Linked DNA regions of Homo sapiens: region 2 is linked to region 1. The links are chromatin contacts, found by Hi-C or POLR2A ChIA-PET in ENCODE. All regions are on one chromosome and are shown on one strand. The core of a region is the stretch at or near the end of the contact, and the rest is flanking DNA. Distances in the headings are between cores, read along the strand shown.

Region 1 (7,200 bases), core at 3,906-6,405:
GCAAGTAGATGAAAGAAAACCTAAAACATTCACTTACAACTCTTTAAACCCTTTGCAAAACAATGCTATATTCTTCCCAGAAGTTTTCTCATGTGCTCTTCTGCAAAAGTATTTATTGAACATCTGTTATGTGCTCTAGACACTGGGGATAATAGTGATCAAAAGAGAAAAAAGTCCCTGCACTAATGGAGCTTACGTCATAGTTGGTAATATAGAAAATTAACCAGATAAATTAATTCATGGTAGTTTAATAGTGGTGTCAAAAAAGAAAAAAAAAAAAAGCCAAGGAAGGAATTAAGAAAAGTTGGTGAAGAAAGCAGATCAACTTTTAGATTGGTGGGCAGGGAAGGCCTCTGTGAGCCAAGCTCTGAGAGGAGAGCTGGGGAGACCATGCAGGTTTCTGGGAGAGGAACACTCAGGGCCAAGGAAAGAGGAAGTGCAAATACCTTGAGCTGCAATATGCCTAGCATGTCCCAGGCTGTGAGGTAGGCAGTGTGGCTGGGGCTGAGTGGGTCAGAAGGAGAGCAGTAGGCAATGTGGCAATGGAGTGTTTTGAGCAGAGGAGTGGCATGCTCTTGGAATTTGATAGGAACTCTCTGGCTACTGTGTTGAGAGAAGACTATATGAAGGTGAGGGTAGAAAGAGGAAAACTAGTTGGGACACTTTTACAGTGATCCAGCAAGCGATGATAATGGTTTTGGCCAAGGGGGTGCTGTGGAGATTCAAGATATATTCAAGTTCTGACAGATTCAAGTTCTGAATATATTAGATTCAAGAAGTGCAAATGTCTTGAAGTTGAGATATGCCTAGCATGCACCAGGCTATGAGTAAGGCAGTATGGCTGGAGCGGAGTGAAATATATTCAGTTTCTGAATGTATTTTGAATCTAATAGGAGTTGCTGATGAGTCAAATATGGTAAGTAAGAGAAGGGCGCAATGAGTCAATAATTACTCTAAGGTTTTTGGACTGTGAGCCTGAAAAAGACGGAGTTGCCACTAAGAGGAGTAACTTTGACCTTAGAGAGATGAGGAGAACTGTTTTAGATATCTTAAATTTGAGATGCCAATTAGACATGCAAGTAGAGATAGTGAGTAGGCAACAGAATGCGCAAGTCTGGAGTTTGGGTAGAGGTCTGAGTAGCAGTTGTAAATTTGGATATCATTAGCTTATAGATGGAATAATTTAAAGCCATGATACTGGATGAGATTCTTAAGAAGCAAGTATAAGCAGAGAATGCATGATGCCCAAGGACCAAGCCCTTGTACTCCTACGTTTAAATGTCTGGGAGATGAGGAAGAACCCGCAAAGAAGATACAAAAGGGTGGAAGGAAATTACCTCTATGGTATGGCCAAATTACCTCTATGATATTTTGAATATATGCATGTTAATAAGGTTAAATGAATATTCAAAAGACTTAAAATATCTTGAAGAGAGGCACAAAATCCTACTCATTTTGGGCTTCAGGGACCAGCACTGTACCAGCTACATAAAAAAACACTAAATGTATCTGTTGAATGAATAAGTGAATGGATAAATGAATGTAGAATCTTAAACATTCACTTTGGCTCAATGAATATTTATTGAGCATTTTCTAGTTCCAGAAACTGAGCAAGACACTGAGAAAACAAATATAGATAGAGATCTATCTGATAGGGAAGACAGACAGGTTAACTTGATAGTATATTGGTTTAATTTCTTGCTAAGAGAAACATCAGGCAATTAAATGGAAATATATCAGACACAGAAGAAAAAAGTATGTTATTTAGGAGAATGACAGAACTCCTTTAAAGAAAATTCTAAAATCTGATTCCCCATCCTCCCTTTTAACAAGAAATATAAGAAATTACAGTGAAAGTCAATGGATAATCATGATTCAAGATAGTCAATTTCCTATGCATAAAACTTTTCATTAACACGTCTATCACTACACGAGAACAGCAAAGAAGAAAGATGAACAAGATCATAAATTATAATTTTCTTCCAGTTCTACTTTGAAAGCTTTTTTTGAGGCTCCAATAAAAGTTCTGGTTAATTTTAGATTACTAATTTGTAATTCAAAACTTATAAACTTCAAAAGCATTTATGAAAAATCTAATTAATATTTCTCTTTCATATATTCTTTAAAACAAAAGTAACATCTTACTTAAAATAACTGGGACAGAATAACTCTACTCAGTTAGATCTTTGCCCTCACTACCTCACAGAACTGACACATATCACACAATATGACTGTATATTAGGTAAAATACATGTATACATCAAGAATGAATATATTAAATTTCAGCTGATGTATGCTCAATAATTGCTTCTACTTTTTGACTTATTTAAAATGTGAAATAATAAGTCAACATTAAACAACTAATAAGTCAACAATTCAACAGATGTTTGTTGAGTGCCTGGTATGTTTTAGTGCTGTTTACATCCTTGCTTTAGTTAGTAAAGGGAAGGAAGGTCTTCTCTCAAAATCTGCTTGTTTGTCAAGTCACATAGCTTCCTGGGACCTATTGCCATTATCTTTCCTATTTTAGAAGTTTTACTTATTTTATTCACGTAGTCAAAATTCAAAAAAAAAAAGGGAATAAGTACCTATTTCTGAGTCTGCTAAATGTCTATTAACACAATGTCATTGCATTAACTGTTGTCAATGACACAGCTATCAGCTAGTCAAACCATCATGAGAGATAAAATCTTCTTTTCTCTAATCAGATTATTGTAGTTATTTAGAAATGAAATGTTCTAAATAGAAGGCTTCAATAGAAGAGGTTCAGATCCAATTAATCATCATATCTATTACTTTTACCCCTTTAATTACTCTCTAAACTTTCCACTTTTATTCGCTCCCACTGCATTGCTCAGTTCCAAAAACTAGCATCTCTCACTAGGATGCCAATGTTCTCCAACTTGTAGCTAGAATGATTTCTCTAAATGTGTATCTCATCAGGTCACTCCCCTTAACTCTATTTTAAAAAATCAGGATCACATTTTAATGCAAGGATGGTAAAACTGGAAGTTGCTTTGGAAATTGCTCCCAGCTGGTTTCTTCAGTTCTCAGAGCCTTACCGTGCTCTCCTTTCACCCTTAAATGTAATAGCTCATCCACACTAACCTCTACATTTCTACAATTTTCCACGTCTGTCCCCTCTGGGCCTTTGCACATGTTGTTCTTCTTGGCATTGCAGGGAGGAGCTAGAATCTGTGACTAAGTAAATTCTACTCAATGTAGAGTCTTCTGTGTCTTCCCATTCCCCAGCTCATTAGACACCATTTCCTTCTGGGAGCTCACCTTGTCTTAGGGCTCACCACAGTTTATGGTTTCTTGTCTCTACTAGGTTGTAAGCTCTTTGTAGGCAGATATGTCTTATTCATGGGTTTACCTCTAGTACTTAGCAAAGTTCTTTGCATATAATTAGTACTTAATAAGTATTCATTGAATGAATGTATTATAATAGCAAATCTATTTACAGAGAATGTCTAAAGTACCAAAGCTGAGGGGGGTTGGTGGTTGTGGTTAACTGCAAGCCGACAGCAGAACCTGCCAAGTTTGGGTGTCTCAAGTAGAAGTGAAAAGTAAGCAGGGATTAAGTGGGAGTTGGGCTTCCTGTCTGCAAAGTCCAGGCTGGGAGATGAAATGGATGAGTGCATGGCAGAAAATATCATCACATACTGAAGAAGCTGACTGCTAAACTTAGCCTAACATGTTTTAAATTGTAACTTTTCCAGATTCTCTTTCATAGCAGAATGTCACTGACAGTCCACAGATATTGTCTCCAAAATGGCAATTAATACTGAATACAGCAATTCTAGCCTCTTTCAAGGAGAACCATCTGACCCAGAAGCTGAAAAGAATTTACTTAAGAAGGCACCAATTTAATAAGCATCCATGATTTTACATTTAATTAACTTTTTGAGAAAATTGTGCTTTCAAAATCTAGTTAAACAAAAGAGGTAGTAAATCTCTTTAATGCCTCAACATCAAATTCCAATGGAGTATGATTTTTTTTAAAGTTTCAGATTTTTTTTTCTGAGAAATATCAAACTGCTTTTATTATCCGTCTCGGCAACCTATAATATATAAGAAACAGATCAAACTAATAATCTTAAACATGTCTTAAAAATGTAAATTTCTAGTCTTGATTTCTGACCTCCAGCTAATGAATTATTATGCCTTGCTTGTATTTTCAAATCCAAACCATTTAGTAGTTTATAACTGGATTTTTATAAAATTTGACATTTTATTTATTTATTTATTTAAGACAGAGTCTCTTGCTCTACCCAGGCTGGAGTGCAGTGGCATGATCTCAGTTTACTGCAGCCTCTGCCTCCCGGGTTCCAGTGATTCTCCTGCCTCAGCCTCCCAAGTAGCTGGGATTACAGGTGTGTGCCACCATGCCTGGCAAATTTTTGTATTTTTAATAGAGATTGGGTTTCGCCATCTTGGCCAGGCTGGTCTCCAACTCCTGGCCTCAAGTGATCTGCCTACCCTGGCCTCCCAAAGTGCTGGGATTACAGGTATAAGCCACTGTGCCCAGCCTAAATTTAACATTTTAAATAAAGCATTATGAGGACTTTTGGTTTCCGGTATGGTGTGTAAGGAGCTTAAAAGTCCATCACTCTGTAATTAGAACAAGTAAAATACTGAACAAACTGACAAATTAACACTCTTCTTAGATCTGCCATAGAAGTGAGTTTACAGTGCAAACTGCTGCCCCTAAAATTGGAGAGTAAGACAGGTTAGGATAGAGTGTCACAATTTATCAGAGCAGAAATCCACGAGCAGAAACCTCCTCTGAACCATCATGAGGTAGGAAAACATAAACTTTTAACTGATGAATTGCTGAAGGATCAGTGTGGACAAGTCTGAAAGATAAAAACTTTAGGGGGACCTAATCTTAAGGGGATCCTCACACTTCTGTGAGTTTTACTTCCAAGAGTTGTATCAGAGCTTCACAGTGAATACCAGAGGAAAAATCTCTTTCTGCTTCTGGAAGAAGGAGGAGAAAAGAAACAACTTTGAAATATGGCAGAGAATGCTGTTTGTCTTAACAAGGTCTGCCCTCAGGAACAACTACTTTAGTAGAGCCCAACCTGCTGGGGTTTTATCAGAGTCTAACAAACCTAGGGAAATAGAAATCCCCAATTCTACCCAGCTGTACCCTTAAGCACCAGTGTAGATCACAGTCTAGAGGTACAGGCTTATGAAAAGACTGAGATCTAAATATAGGACTACAGAATGCTTCCTCTTTCCCCATAACTTACCACTATTATTATTGAAGGCTTATTTACCAGAGTTGTGCTTTTTTTTTTCCTAACCTAGTGTATTAGTCCATTCTCACATTGCTATAAAGAAAAACCTGAGACTGAGTAATTTATAGCAAGCTTAACTGGCTCTTCTTCAGGCTGCACAGGAAGTATGGCAGCATTTGCTTCTGGGGAGACCTCAGGGAGCTTTTACTCATGGCAGAAAGCAAAGCAGCAACAGGCACTTCACATGCTGAAAGCAGGAACAAGAGAGAGAAGGAGGAAGGCCACACACATTTAAATGAACAGATCTCAGGAGAACTCACTCCTTATCACGAGGACAGTACCAAGAGGATGGTGCTAAACCATTCGTGAGAAATCCAACCCCATGATCGAATCACCTCCCAGCAGGCCCCACCTCCAACACTGGGGATTACAATTCAACATGAGATCTGGTGGGGACACAGATCCAAACCATATCACCTAGTACATCATGCCCACCTTTCAATAAATAACAAGGCATACTAAAGGGCAAAAACACAGTTTGAAGAGACTGAAAAAGTTTCAGAACCAGAGTCAAATATGACAAATATGTGGGAATGATCAGACCAGACATTTTTTAAAACTGTGAATCATATATGAAGGGCTTTAATGGAAAAAATAAGATGCCATGCAAGAACAGGTGGATGATGTAAACAGAGAGATGAATATTCTAAGAAAGAATCCAATAGAAATGCTAGCTTGACCATCAAAAGCACTATACCAGAAAAATGGAGAATGTCTTTGATAGGCTCATTAGTAGACTAGACAGGGCTGAGAAAAGAATCTCTAAGCCTGAAGATATGACAATAGAAAAAACTTCTAAAACTGAAGAGCAAAGGAAGAAAAAGACTGATAAAAAAGAAAGCAAAGAATATCCAAGACAACTTAGATTGTGGGACGATGACAAAAAGTGTAAATATGTGTAATTTGTGTAATGGGAATAGTGGAAGGAGAAGAAAGAGAGAAAGAAATAGTAACAACATTTGAAGCAATAATGACTGATAACTTCCTGAATAATTATTGTGAGACAGCAATAACAGTTTGACAGTTTCCTCAGATCCAGGAAACTCAGAGAACACAAGGTATGATAAATACTAAAAAACAATCCCTAGGCATACCACATTCAAACATCAGAAAAACAAAGAAAAAGAAAAAACAAAGAAAAAATCTTTACAAAGATTCTCAGAAACTAGGCAAGAAGAAGAGTGTGGAATGAAACAAAGTGTTAAGAAGAAAACAAAACCAAAAAACCCTAGAATTCTATATTCTGTGAGATTATCCTTCAAATGTGAGAAAATAAATACTTTCTCAGACAAACAAAAAGAAACTGTAGACCTGTCTTGCAAGAAATGTTTAAAACAAAGTTTTCAGGAGAAGAAAAATTACAAAGATTGGAAACTCAGATCTACAGCCAGAAAGAGAATCAAAGAAGGAATAAGTGAAGACAATAAAAACTATTTTTCATATTCTAAATTGATCTAATAGGTAACAGTTTGTCCAAAGTAATAATAGCAACAATTTATTCAATTATGTATGCTTGTGTGTGTGTGTGTGTGTGTGTGTGTGTGTGTGTACTTATGTATAAGTGAAATAAATAACAGCAGTGATACAAGGGACAGGAGAGAAGACTAACATTTTGTTATTATAAGATACCGATACTACCCATGAAGTAGTATAGGAGATATTGTGGGTTCAGTTCCACACCACCACAATAAAGCAAATATTACAATAAAATGAGTCACAGCTTTATTTCACAGTGCATATGAAGTTATGTTTGCACTATACCATGGTCTATTAAATGTGCAATAGCGTTATCTCTAAAAACAATGTGACATATCATAATTTTAAAATACTTTACTGCTAAATACGCTAATGATCATCTAAGACTTTAGTGAGCTGTAACCTTTTTACTGGTGGA
Region 2 (6,827 bases), core at 1,540-4,039, 91 kb after region 1:
AAGAATTAAATCAGATTACATATGTTAAACTTTGCATCACAGAATAGGAGCTAAATGTTTTAGCTGTTTTGATAGAAGAGGAAGAGCAATCTTCAGTTTTAATTTATTCATTTTTTAAAAAATTGCCACATATAAACTGCTTTAAGAGGAAAGTATATGAGAAATTTATAAAAATGTATTTTTATATGAGAAAAATTAATTTCTCATATAAATTTATAATTTCAAATTTTAATTTATTAAAAAGTCACTCAGACTTTTATAAATTAAATTTTAAAATGTAGCTTTATTTATTTTTTCAAATATCAGAATATTATCATTCACCATTTTTATGCATTTCCAAAATTTATAATGAGGACTTTTTCTTCTTTTGGATTTGAATCTCTCATTTACTTCAGTACCATTCAGACTTCAACTTCTGTTCAAGACTGAAAAAAACTGTAATGCAATTATGAGTAGGCCATTTCTTCCTTCTTTCTCCTCTACTCCAACTTAAGTACCTAGAATCCTCACATAATCTCCAATCTTTCTCACATCTATTTTACTAAAATTATGCAAAAACCTATAATTTGATATTTATCTTATTTAAAATTAGGAATTGTATCATCTTAGCATTTGGTTCAGTAAACACATGAAAAGTGTTCCTTTACAATGACTATTATTCTAAGCAAATGTTTTAAATAAAATATTCCTCAATTGAAGTCAAAATTAGTCATCGAAGTTTTGCTGGATGAAATAAGGACTAAAGTACATGGGGCCCTATGACTATAATAAACCCATCTGCATTCACTGCTTTACTTAGATAAATAAAAGACTCATAGTTTCATCATGTTCAATCATCTGCTAGCTACCCTAAATACATTTGAGTCACATGATCTATAATGCAGAAAACAAATAAAAAGGTATTTGGAAATTAGTCAATGCTCATCCAACATCTGAAAACTGCCTTTCTAAATTAAAGTGAAGAGTGAATAAAAATCTAAGGAGCAAAATATTTTAAACACAACTAATATGTGTTATCTTACCCTATTCATGACATTTAATTGGTGATCTCAACTCCAGGTAATAGGCTGTGTGCACTTATTTTTCCCCACCCACCTCCTATCATACACAGACAAAAGAAACTATCTCAAGTGGGTGTAATGGTTCAGTTTCAAGCATTTCAAAATCCTCCACCACCTGCACAGGAAACTGTGACTGAAAACCAGACAGGGCACCGCAGAGCAGCACTGATGATACAGGAACATGGCTGAGAGGTGAATCTGGTTACTAGACAGTTGAATGAAATCAGCAGAGGGGAGATGGTACTCCCAATGAAGAGCACATGACACTTAAGGGCAAATAAACACCACCATACAATGAAAGAAGCACCAAAACCGGAGTTACTTATTAAGTGCTACGGAAACACAGATGAGAGAAAATACAATTTTACAACAATGCATAAAAGAGTTGTGAAGGCTGATATGGGCTTTGAAGAATAAATAGGCGTTTTCTGGGTAGAAAAAGATGAAGTAAATTTCAGATAAAAGGAATAGCATGATTAACATCACAGAGTCAGAAAACTATCTGGAAGGTTTGGAGAACAGCAATAGTTTGATATACTTGTCTGTGGATAACAACCTCAAATGTGAGCAGGGAAAAACATAAAAAGCTAACAAATTAATCCTGTGCTAATATGTTAAGATTTTCTGCTGCAGGAAATATCGGTTTTGATCAGAGGCACGAGGAACCAGATTCTGTGTGCAACACAATATAGTAGTTAAGAGTATAGATTTTAGAGTTAGACTGCCTGGGTTCAGACTGACTTTACCACTTAGGATTGTTTCTGACCTAGAGTGAGCTTTTTGACCTCTCTGTACCTCAGTTTCTTCTTTTGTAAAATGAGGATGTTAACAGCACCTACCTCATGGAATTGTTGAGAGATTTATATATAAAAAGTTAGAACAGTGCCTGGCATATAGGAAGCAAGACAAAACTGCTGGCTATGAATGCTGTTTTTGAAAATCAGGGTTGATGACACTGTGGAGTACACAATGGAACCAGAGAATGAAAGTCTACAGGCAGGGACTTCAGTTAGAAAGCTAATGAAAATTGTATCTGTAAAAATTAAATGCATCTGTGAGTACATTTCTTTGTAGAGATAACCACATTGGATAGCCATGTATCATATAAATTAACACGTCATACAAAATATATTTACATAAAAAGTCAGACACATGTATGTATGCATGTGTATGTATCTCCAAATCTCTTAGGCAAACTCATATACATGCCAGAATATAAGACATAAAAACAAATATACTCCCTACAGACAACCTTGTATGTACTGTATGTATAATTATAATTTCAAATTTAGTAAGTTGGAAGGTAAATGACTGAAAAGAATGATTGCTTTTTTCTTCTTTGTGTAACAGAGGACTTGCTCAGAACAAGGGAAGAAGATGACTATGCAGCTGCTCGGTAACAGCGTCTAGTCACACTCTGAGATACTGAGGTCAGCAAGAACAGAGGATGCACACTATGTCCCATCTTGCCTTTCTGCCCAGAAAGTCTCAGTTACTGGAAAAGCTTCAGAAATATTTACCAAAAAATCCATTTGAAATCCTGAAATTCTACTTCTCAGAAAAACAGTATTACTCTTGTCTAGAAATAACATTCAGGCCTCAAAGTGCTATACTGTCATTACTTCTAAAAATAAACTGAGCAAATCCAAGTCTTGAGGTCAGTTTCAAATAATGTGCTGCAGCAATGACACAAGCAACAGCTCCACTCTGTCCCACTGGAGGCAGTGCATTCCCTGAGGGCTTGAGAGCACAGGCCTGCTGCTCCTCATCTCTCCCTGGAAAGAGCTGGCAGCAGATGACCAGACAGGCCTCTAAGGCAGAAGGTACTGAGCAAAGTCCTTCTCTCTTTGTTGATTCTCTTTAGTAAGGCACCTGGAGAGAGTAAACCAATGATAGGAGGGAGTCGCCAATCCAGCAGCCTCTCCAGATGGCAGCTCAATTTTTCTCCTAGCATCCTCTAAATGATTTTCTAAGACCACCATCATGTGTAAGAATGCTTGATACCACCTTATATCATTTGAACAGATACAAATGACTTACATTTCAGACTTCTTTTTTTTTTTTTTTTTTAGACAAGGTCTTACTCTGTCACCCAGGCTGGAGTGGAGTGGCGCGATCTCTGCTCACTGCAGCCTCTGCCTCCCAGGGCTCAAGCAATCCTCCCACCTCAGCCTCCCAAGTAGCTGGAACTATAGGCGTGCGCCACAACACTTGGTAATTTTCATATTTTTTGGTAGAGATGGGGTTTCACCATGTTGCCCAGGATGGTCTTGAACTCCTGGCTTCAAGTGATCCTCCCAACTCAGCCTCCCAAAGTGTTGGGATTACAGGCATGAGCCACTGCACCTGGCCACATTTCAGACTTTAAATAGGAAACACATGAGCCCGTGAAAGGTAATAAATTAGGTGTATAAATTATGAAAAATTAGAGAAAAACAAAATTAGGTAATATTACAAGAAGTGACAAGTAGAGACATTTTAATTTTATGTCAATGTAATTAATTGATGCTATAATATAACCAATGCTATTTTTGAGAGATAGGGCTGATAATATTGTGGAGTATGGAACCAGAGAATGAAAGTCTACAAGCAAGGGCCAGGCACGGTGGCTCATGCCTGTAATCCTGGCACTTTGGGAGGCTGAGGTAGGTGGATCACTTGAGGTCAGGAGTTCAAGACCAGCTTGACCAACATGGTGAAACCCCCGTCTCTACTAAAAATACAAAATTATCTGGATGTGGTGGCGCATGCCTGTAATCCCAGCTACTCGGGAGGCTGAGGCATGAAAATTGCTTGAACCTGGGAGGCGGAGATTGCAGTGAGCCGTGATCATGCCTTGCACTCCAGCCTGGGCAACAGAAAGAGATTCTGTCTCAAAAAAAAAAAAAAGTGATAAACTAAATAAACGAATAATGAATAAATGCCAAGTCACTAAAATGTACTTGATTCTAAGCAAGATATCTGCTATTAAAACTTAATTTTTATCTTGAAAGAAATGGGAAGAAATTATCAAAATATTTTCAGATAATAAACTCCAAATAACTGATATTTATCTACATAGAAAGTTGTCCTTTACTATCTTTGTAGTAGTGTCTTCTACTATGGTTGTAGTAGTGTCAGTGCCTGTACTTTTTCTCAATTCTCTGTAAAAATACCTAAATATTGTTTACATATCTGAAAAGGTACAGGGACATACCTATATTCCCAAGTTTTCCCTTACAAAAGTAATTAACTTTTTATTTCTCTGCTTTGCTAGCAACAAAACTCTCAAAATCTTAAGTAAGGTACCCTTCTAATTGCCATAATAATTCAAACATTTCTTTAGGACCTCTAATTGTAAGAGATGATTTTTATTACACCTTTGATGCATTAATTTTTAAATTTAAGAAGGAAGCACACAGCTTACTTTTGGAATAAATTTCCTCCTGGAGTAATCAAGAATTTTGGAAATTAATTCTGTAAAAATTGTGAGCCACAACCCAAGCATCTGGAGTCCTACAATGCTCTCAATATATTTTTAACATGATCATTGAGAAAAAAGCCATCAGCCCTTATTTCTCAACGAGAGCCATTCTCATCCATAGTGATTAGTGTGAGATTTTACGCCAAGCTTTCATGAGTTTTAAGACAAACTTATTAAGCACCTTTCTTATTTACAATACAGGTATGTGTATACACACACACACACACACACACACACACATACACTTCAAGTTGCTCAATTTTAAAATAAAGATATCTTTTAAAAATAATATAGGTAGAAGGGACCAAAAAATGTAGCTCCAAAATGTAAAACTCCAGATTCATGGATATAAGTTTCCCAGGAAGGAAAAAAAATCAACTATGTATATAATAAAATGTTTGCAAAATTCACCTGGTAACCAGCCATGAGCACATGCATTCTCTTCTTTGAACTGATATGGTCGTGACCTTTCTAATCTGAGTATGGAAAATTATTAACCTTCTTCTCCCTTCCCCATTTGAAAAAAATAATTTCAACAGTCCTCATGTTAGATTTCCATTCAGGTGTTACTGAAATGTAGGAAAAACACATATTGGAGTATGTGGTAACCTTTTTATATGTTCCCAAGTAAAACCCATAGCAATACAATATTCACACAAAATGGGTGATGGGATGTTTTTTAACTTACTAACCATCAATTGATCTTACATGTCATTTTCTGTGGCTTGTGGTCACAAACCCTCTTCTTAAGGGCAAGCGAGGTCATCAATCAAATCCAATTCAGATGGCTTAACCAACTAGCATGCAAACACTGACAACCTAAATATCTGTTAGGCCTTTTATTAGGTGCACTAGTGACTGACATGGACCAATGGACACTGCCCTCCAACTCGAAATCAACAAGTCAGACAAAGGGTAGTAATATAGTTTGCTACAAGAAAAGAGCAAGTTTGTCTTGTGACTAAACAAGGAAACTTTCGGTCTCTAAGGGTTTTTATCTGGCACATCCTTCATATGAAATAACAAACTCAAGAATTCCTTGGACACCCAACCACCAGTTGAAAATGGGGAGCTTCTGACTGTTCTTGCCAGTAACATAAAAGCAGCCAAATACAAATGGACTGTTTTTATTCTCCTTTGTCTTTAAGATGAAATATTAAATCATCAGGCACCCTACCTGTTTCCTACATCCCTTCTTGGTTCAATCATCACAGAGAATCTTGTGCAAACATTATAATTTTAAGATACTTCTCTGTTACAAAATGATACATGAATTATAACTAATAAAGCAGTACACAGAATAATACTTATATTTGCAAAATGAAATACACACACGGAGAGAAATAAAACATTCACTAGGTAGATCAGGCTCAGCAAAATAAAAGCATTTAATTCTCTTGATTACTAAATAATGACTGATTTTCCATGGTTCCTAAATCTGAAAAGGCCTTCCAGAAAATTCTGCCCTCCAATGTAATCTATCAAAACTATATCTGTTGCAAAACAGTACAAAATTCTTGCCATCCAAAAGCAGCATGAAGCAAACTAATGGATCTCTCCTTAAGATTATGTATCTGCCAAACGTGTGTCCCTCACAAGGAGGTCTGTGTGTTCCCAGAATTTCATCTGGTACTAACCTCATTCAAAAGGTCTTAGAAGCTTTAGTGGGAGGGAAGGTGCATTCACCTTTCTAACTATGCCCAATCTTTAAATATGTGAAAATAAAATAGCTTTTCATCATTTTTCAGTTAAATGACATGCTCTCTGTTATATGTACTTGACATTAAAAATGGCATAGTAACCTTCATCTATTTACAAAATTATTACCTTCATACACGTTTCTAAAATTTGTGTCTCTAGCCTGCACTCTGTTCTGATTTCTAAACACTTCCAGCTGCCAGAGGTCCATCTCCAGATGGCTGTCCTATGAGGCACCTCAGAAGGACCCTCCACAGAACAGAACTCATCCTCTTCTAGTTCCTATTGCCCCAACTGATTTCCTCACCTTTAACTCCTTGGTTTCCTTCATCCCTGCATTCAGTCACAGAATTGCCAACTTCCGGACCCTATATATCTCTGAAGTCCATCACATCTTTGCTTTCCAGTTTCCACTAAACGAGGCCACCTCATTATTGCTTCTTGTCTGAAAAGCTAAGAGAGATTTTTAACTGTTTTCAGTCTGTCTCAAAATCAATCCTATACCCCAAAATGACCATTGAAGAAAAAAGAGCAAAAACAGATTAATATACAAAGAAGATGCAAAAAAAAAAAAAAAAAAAAAAAGGAAAGAGCACACTAAAAAA

What was found. Hi-C counts contacts between places; a loop is a spot of excess contacts on that map. ChIA-PET counts read pairs that join two places held with the same protein, here RNA polymerase II (POLR2A). Pooled maps may share reads with other maps.
Region 2: a map with no recorded cell type shows a loop between it and region 1 (2.2-fold over the local background). The contact joins two enhancer-like sites. A Hi-C loop is called at or near these places in 1 of 168 maps with a recorded cell type or tissue (Right ventricle myocardium inferior), 1 of 37 single-sample maps with no recorded cell type and 4 of 50 pooled maps. POLR2A ChIA-PET finds 5 or more read pairs at or near these places in 3 of 52 experiments (CD4-positive, alpha-beta T cell, OCI-LY7 and activated CD4-positive, alpha-beta T cell).

What each region holds. Positions count from the first base shown.
Region 1 is chr4:113,588,621-113,595,820 of GRCh38, forward strand. All of the region lies in intron 4 of CAMK2D (calcium/calmodulin dependent protein kinase II delta), which reads right to left. Among named protein-coding and RNA genes, the nearest start is that of CAMK2D, 170 kb to the right of the region's middle. RefSeq lists silencers at 4,833-5,127, 5,140-5,189. Within about 2 kb of position 5,156, at least 2 of the 41 ENCODE cell types and tissues checked have a DNase peak (open chromatin) inside an H3K27ac peak, as active enhancers do; they include OCI-LY7, where a contact is called at or near this core.
Region 2 is chr4:113,682,127-113,688,953 of GRCh38, forward strand. All of the region lies in intron 2 of CAMK2D (calcium/calmodulin dependent protein kinase II delta), which reads right to left. Among named protein-coding and RNA genes, the nearest start is that of CAMK2D, 76 kb to the right of the region's middle. Within about 2 kb of position 2,790, at least 23 of the 41 ENCODE cell types and tissues checked have a DNase peak (open chromatin) inside an H3K27ac peak, as active enhancers do; they include OCI-LY7, where a contact is called at or near this core.